Regions from separate parts of the Homo sapiens genome. Here region 1 is linked to region 2. The links are chromatin contacts, found by Hi-C or POLR2A ChIA-PET in ENCODE. All regions are on one chromosome and are shown on one strand. The core of a region is the stretch at or near the end of the contact, and the rest is flanking DNA. Distances in the headings are between cores, read along the strand shown.

Region 1 (3,273 bases), core at 463-2,962, 230 kb before region 2:
GTCAAAGGTAAATTGTGGTTCCAAGGTTCCATGGAGGCATACAAGGAGCATGCTGGGCTAATTCTTTCACAGCTCTCTTTTCAGAATCAGATCCTATTTTTAAAAGAGCTAACAAATTCATAATAAGATAGTTGTTCTTAATCAAACATATTTGATTAAACAGCACATTTTCTCTAAAAAAATGTGCATGCACACACACAGACACACAGAGAGACAATATGTGTATAAACTATTAGGATTCAAGGGCAAATAGTTAATTTGGCACAGGAGTGTGGAAATAAGAGAGGTAAAGAAAATAAGCCAATAAAATTTCATGATAAAGCCAGCTATCATTGTGGACAATCAGAACTCAATCCTACTGAGGAAATCTGGAGATAGTATACGATATTCCTCAGAGGTATCCCAACCAAGAGCACAGAAATGGAAATATTTATCTACCAATGCCCCTTCCATAATTTTCAAAGGCTGCTTCTATGATCATTATCTCCCAAGCACTTGTGGCTTGCTTTAGGTGCAAGTAAAATGTGCACACATAATATTAAAAAACCCTCAAAAAATTTGCAGTTTTTCATGTAAACAATCAGGTGTGTGTGAAAATTAATGCCAAGAGGATATGGGCAGGGAATTAAAAGTATCTGCTATATACACATACACACACAAAAGTGTTAACACACACAATTTTAGGTTTATGAAACTGTGAATTATAACCATGGATTTCTGGATCCTAGAGATTAGTCCAAAGTATTGCCAAACGAGATAGTATTCAGAGTTAAAGCTTTAGGAATAAACAATATTTACTTTTAAAGAATCGGTTACTAGTCTTGGAATGTCAGGCGTCATGTGTGATAATCAGAGATTACAATCAGTTGTTTAGTGCCCTCTGAATCATACAATATAAGTTATTGTGTTTATAGAAATAACACAAAAAAACAGCACTGTCTCCTTTTACCTCCTGAATAGAGAATGTCATTAATCTGAAGATAGCACTGATTATGAGACTTCATTATTTTGTTTCCCTGAAAAAGGAAGGAAAAAAAACAACTGCCAATTTACAATCACATGATGCCAACTACAAAATGCATTTCTATTTTCGAGATGGTAATATGTGGAAAACTCAAGTGTCTTAGAATTGATAGAATATGATAGTATCAATTAATTCAAAGAATGCTGGCAGGGAATGAACTGAAATATGGGAAGTGGGAACTGCAGCCTTGATCATTTGTAAAATAATCCTGATAACATACTTAGTGTTAATATGAGCTCTTTTCAAGAATATTCATGCCTCTTTCTATGTTAGGTACTTTCATCTCTGAACATCAAAACCTGTTTTAAGAACATTGCTATGTGGTCACAGGAAGCTAAATGTTCTTGCCAATATCACCCGCAAAATGACTCATTCATCTTTCAAACATGTCTTTTCTTACAAAATTACCTGTCCCCAACTAAGAAAAAGGAAAGAGAGCAAAGCTTCATTTTTCTTTCATCCTGGTTATCTCCCTAGCCCATCTTAGACTTTGTTCAAATACAACCTCTACAAAGCCTTGCGGCACACTGGACTTTAGGAAATAAGCTAAAAAGTTTAATCAGGACTTTGAGGTTCAATTCCCAGAAATGAACATTTTTAACAGCATGTTCATAAGCATGTTGGGACTTCCCACATACCTTTATAAATCATCACCTTGGTTCAACTCACTGTGAAAGAGAAGAGAGCGTGGCAGGCCAGGTTTCACTAACGCATAACAACTCTTTCAGTACTGACTAAGTGGTTAAGTTAAATACTAAAAGCCAGTGCCCTTATACAAAGGCTGGAATGTAACAAAGAGCCCACCAAGAGTTTTGCCTAAGCTTTTCCTTGGCCTTAAAGCATGAAAAAATAAAGAAGGAATTCTTAACAGGACCCATTTAGGATTAAACAAGTTTTATTGTGGGTCTGAAGAAACTCCCCAGGCCTCCAAAAACAAGTTTGTTGTAAGCCTGAAAGAACTCCCCAAACCTCCGTGATTTAGCAGGAGACAAGATAATCACCCCAGCACCTGGGCCCCTTTAGATTAAGTAAATTTACTGAGGCTCCAGAGGAGGGTCTTCAGGACTCAGACCTTAGTTATAGATTAAAAGAAGTTAATCCCATATGTCTTTAGGTGAATCCACACTTACACATAGACATACAGCTTAGAAGGTTATATGAGCTCTGGGAAACTTTGTAATTTTGAGTTGGCCTGGCAATAATTTTCAGGCCTTCTCCCTGTAACTGGTTACAGAAATAAAAACTCTCTTCCTCCCCAGTTCATCTGCATCCAGTTATTGGGCCACAGGAAAGAGCAGCCTGACCCTCAGTTTGGTCTGGGAATAAGAGGGGCTGAGCTGGTTCTTCATTTATCTCTGTCTTCTATCTTTTTCCCATTGTCTTTACTACCTGCTACAATCTGAATGTTTCTCTCCACCACTCTCTGAAATCCATATATTAAAACTTATTCACCAATATTATGGTATTAGGAGGTGGGGGCCTTTGAAAGATGATAAAGTCATGAGGGTGGAGCTCTCATGAGTGAGATTCATGCTCTTATAAAAGGAACCCCAGAGAGGTCTCTCACCATCTTTCTGCCATGTGAGAATGCAATGAAAAGTTGTCAGTCTGCAGCCTAGAATACGGTCCTCACCAGACATCACCTCTACTAGCACTTTGACTTTGAACTTCCCAGGCTTCAGAACTCTGGGAAATGAGTTTCTGTTGTTTATAAGCCACCTAGTTCATAGTGCTTTTTATAGCATCCTGGATGGACTAAGACACTAGCATTCATTCTTACTTTTAAAAAAATAATTGTGTGGATGCAAAGGTAGATTTGAATTTACATGTGCACATGAAGCTCCTGAAAGATAGAACTTATCTTTGATGAGTGATTCTGTGAATTATTTGAGGAATGTAATGTACAATTTGGTGCAAAATACTTATGATATGAGAAAGTTCTACATGGTACTTCCTTTCTTTTTCAAGTGAAGTGTTTGGGAACAGTACAGCTAAGTGGTTAGCTGTGGGCACTCTGGAACTCGCCACTTGAATACATTCTAGCTCAGGAAGCAATGCCATTTTTATTATTTTATCCTTTATTTTAATCTCTTCATCTGTAGAGTGGGAACAATTCTAATATTTATGTCATAGTGTTGTTAAGATTAAATGAAATAAAGCCTATAGTGTCCTGCACATCTACAATTTCAGAGTGAGTACTTCATAAATATCATTAATATTATTTTTTATTACTAATGGGGCTTAATAAA
Region 2 (2,820 bases), core at 148-2,647:
ATAAGTGCAAACACATCAATGAAATTTTAATTATCAAATTTATTTAGATAGGCAGGAATATCTGTGCTTCCTTTGTAAAAGAAAAATCAAAAGCCCTATAACGATACAGTGCCCAATTCCTGTTTAGTTATACTGCCCTCTAAACAGAGAAAACCTTATCTTTTAAAGCCAAGAGTTGAAGGAGGAAGGAGGAGGGAGGCGTTGAGAGGGGCCAGAGAAGGAGAAAGGGGAGAAGGGACAGGAAAAAGAAGGTGCAGAGGAAGAGATAAGGGGAGGAGAGTGGAGGGGAAAGGAAAAAGAAAAGGGAAAGGGAACAAGAGAAAGGAATGGGGGGGAGGAGAAGGGAAATAATCTCTTCTCATTAAACTGGTTGTCAAAGTACTTTCCAAAAAAGAACACAGGATCCTGTTTCTGACTAAACCAGCTTTGTTCATTTTCCCCTCATGTTCCTCTTAGTGACATGGTCAAAATTGTGGCTTTGAAGGTCATTCTGGTTGCCTGTAGGAAAGTGGAACTGCAGACATGAGGATAACATGTAAGGGAGATGCATGGAGTGCCAGAGTTCTCCCTTCTCCATCCATCCTTCTCATTGGAAAGAGTGAGAAGATTTTGGAAACTTTTAGAGGTTAAAAAATTAACATAATATTTCTACTTACCAAGAACCTAGTGGCTTTCTTCTGTAATTGATAGGGGAAGGGACATGATGCACCAAACATGTTACTGGAATTAACTCTAGTATAGAAAGCATGACACTAAGTTATGGAAAACTTAACAATCACAATGTGGGCACTATTCCCTCAAAAACCACAGCAAGAACAAAGCAAAACAAAACAAAATCCTGATTTTTCTTATAGGAATTTCTTCTAATGTGCTCTTTCAATCTGCTTTTTAAAATACCTAGCAATAACATAATAAGTTCCATTTGATCCTTCAACCCTAATATAATTTTGTAAAATTACTGCAACTGAGAAGTCTGAGTAGAATTAAAATGCTTTTGGATGTAAACATTTTTTAATGGTTCAGAATCATCTCATTTATCTAGTCAAAATTGCTTTGGTATTTCATATTGGTGGAAAAAATAATATAGGAACAACATTATCCCTAGCAGAGCAGTGAGATGGTAATGAAATCCAAAGTGGTGAAAGTGGCGATTCTGACGAACTGATTCTTGCACTGCCATCTGCCTGCTTCCTCCCTTTGACACAGCAAGTTATTTAATGTGGTGAGAAAGAAAGTGTTGAAGCAGTATCATTATTTACTAGAAATCACATGTCAGGAGTTCAGTTTAAAAAAATAATAATCCAGGAAGTTCAGGCTAAGCAAAACTTGGGTCAACAGATGGCTTACGTAAATGTGTGGGTTAGGTTTTACTGGGAAACTCCAGCCTCGAATAGGTGACAGCAGTCAGATCTGGAGCCCTTCTTTCCTTCAAAACAAAACCTCTAAGTAGGAGGAAGGAGTCAAAAGCAGTCACAACCCAAGTTAGCACAAATAAGCAAATGGCATATAGTCACCTATCTGGCGTGACTTCAGACGCACGCACACATGCACAAAATATTCTCTCCACTCCCTTCCATCTAAAAAACCTTTGAGAGTTTTTTGAAACTTGCCTTGTTTCTGCCAAAATACAATTATGTGCAGTGTGAACTGAATTTACTTGAACATTTTGTGAAAGGAGAAAGGCTGAGGCACAACTTCAGAAAGATTTAGTGGTGAATCATTATTCTTTTCAGCCACATATTTTCAAATATATTGTTTGTGGGATCATTTTCAGAAGATTATATAGAATATGAAGTATCACCAGGACGCTTACTATCTTACAAACCTCATCATCTTTCTGTGGCCCTCACATGCGCACTGACCATCACAGCCTTCCTTCGAGTCCTTGACTTGAAATGCGTGCCCGTCTCGGAGTCTTGGAACTTGCTGCGTCTCCCACTTGGATGCTCTCCTGGCCATACAGGAAGGTTCTGGTCTCCGGTTGCTCCTCAGCTCGGTAGTCCCCTCCACAGTGAGGTCTTCCCTAGCTATCCCACCTACCAACTCACACCACCAATTCTGTCCATCTTCTAATGCTAATTTATTTTCTTCCTTGGCACTTCTCACTGTCCTCCTCACATTTTTGGTCCATAAAATGCAAGTTCTATTTATATATACCCATTCACTCATGTTTATTGAGCATCTAACTTATGCCTGACACCATTCTAGGTACTTGTGATTTGGCAGTGAACAAAAAATGTTCCCCGTCTTCACAGAGCTTACTTTCTAGTTATGGAAGAGAGGGTTTTTCTGCAAGAAATGTACAAATGAAGAAACACATGTAAAAACGGAGAAATGACTTAGAGGGAAAAAATAGGGCAGATTAAAGAGGATTAGGAATGTCAGGTTGCAGGGTAAGAGTAGATTGCAATGTTAGAGTCAGGGTAAACCACAGAGAGAAGGTGAAGTTTCAGCAAAGAACTGAAGGAGGTAAGGGTAACAGACATGCAGATATCTGATGGAAGAACATTCCAGCAAGGGGAATCACTAACACAAAGACCTAAAGCAGAAGCAGGTGTGGCATATTCCAAAAACTCAAGAGGGTCACTGTGGTTGAATAAGTGAGGAGGCGAGTAGAGCAGAGAATGCCTTGGAGTCAGTGAGGGCCAAGTTCACACAGAGCCTTTATTCTGATGGAAGCTGGGAGCCACTGAAGGGTTTGGGGCAGAGGCATGAGATGATTTGACTAATGCTTTAAGGCAGTAGTCCCCAACTATTTTGCCACCAGGAACCAGTTTCGTAGAAGACCATTTTTCCATGTTGGAGGGATGGTTTCAGGAT

The links. A loop is a pair of places that touch in the nucleus more often than their neighbours do. ChIA-PET counts read pairs that join two places held with the same protein, here RNA polymerase II (POLR2A). Pooled maps may share reads with other maps.
Region 1: a loop to region 2 is called in a pooled map, with 30 times the contacts of the local background. The contact joins two enhancer-like sites. A Hi-C loop is called at or near these places in 7 of 37 single-sample maps with no recorded cell type and 8 of 50 pooled maps. POLR2A ChIA-PET finds 5 or more read pairs at or near these places in 1 of 52 experiments (naive thymus-derived CD8-positive, alpha-beta T cell).

What each region holds. Positions count from the first base shown.
Region 1 is chr4:36,550,215-36,553,487 of GRCh38, reverse strand. All of the region lies in intron 3 of LINC02505 (long intergenic non-protein coding RNA 2505), which reads left to right. Among named protein-coding and RNA genes, the nearest start is that of LINC02505, 90 kb to the left of the region's middle. Within about 2 kb of position 1,712, at least 3 of the 41 ENCODE cell types and tissues checked have a DNase peak (open chromatin) inside an H3K27ac peak, as active enhancers do.
Region 2 is chr4:36,321,653-36,324,472 of GRCh38, reverse strand. All of the region lies in intron 8 of DTHD1 (death domain containing 1), which reads right to left. Among named protein-coding and RNA genes, the nearest start is that of DTHD1, 41 kb to the right of the region's middle. Within about 2 kb of position 1,397, at least 5 of the 41 ENCODE cell types and tissues checked have a DNase peak (open chromatin) inside an H3K27ac peak, as active enhancers do.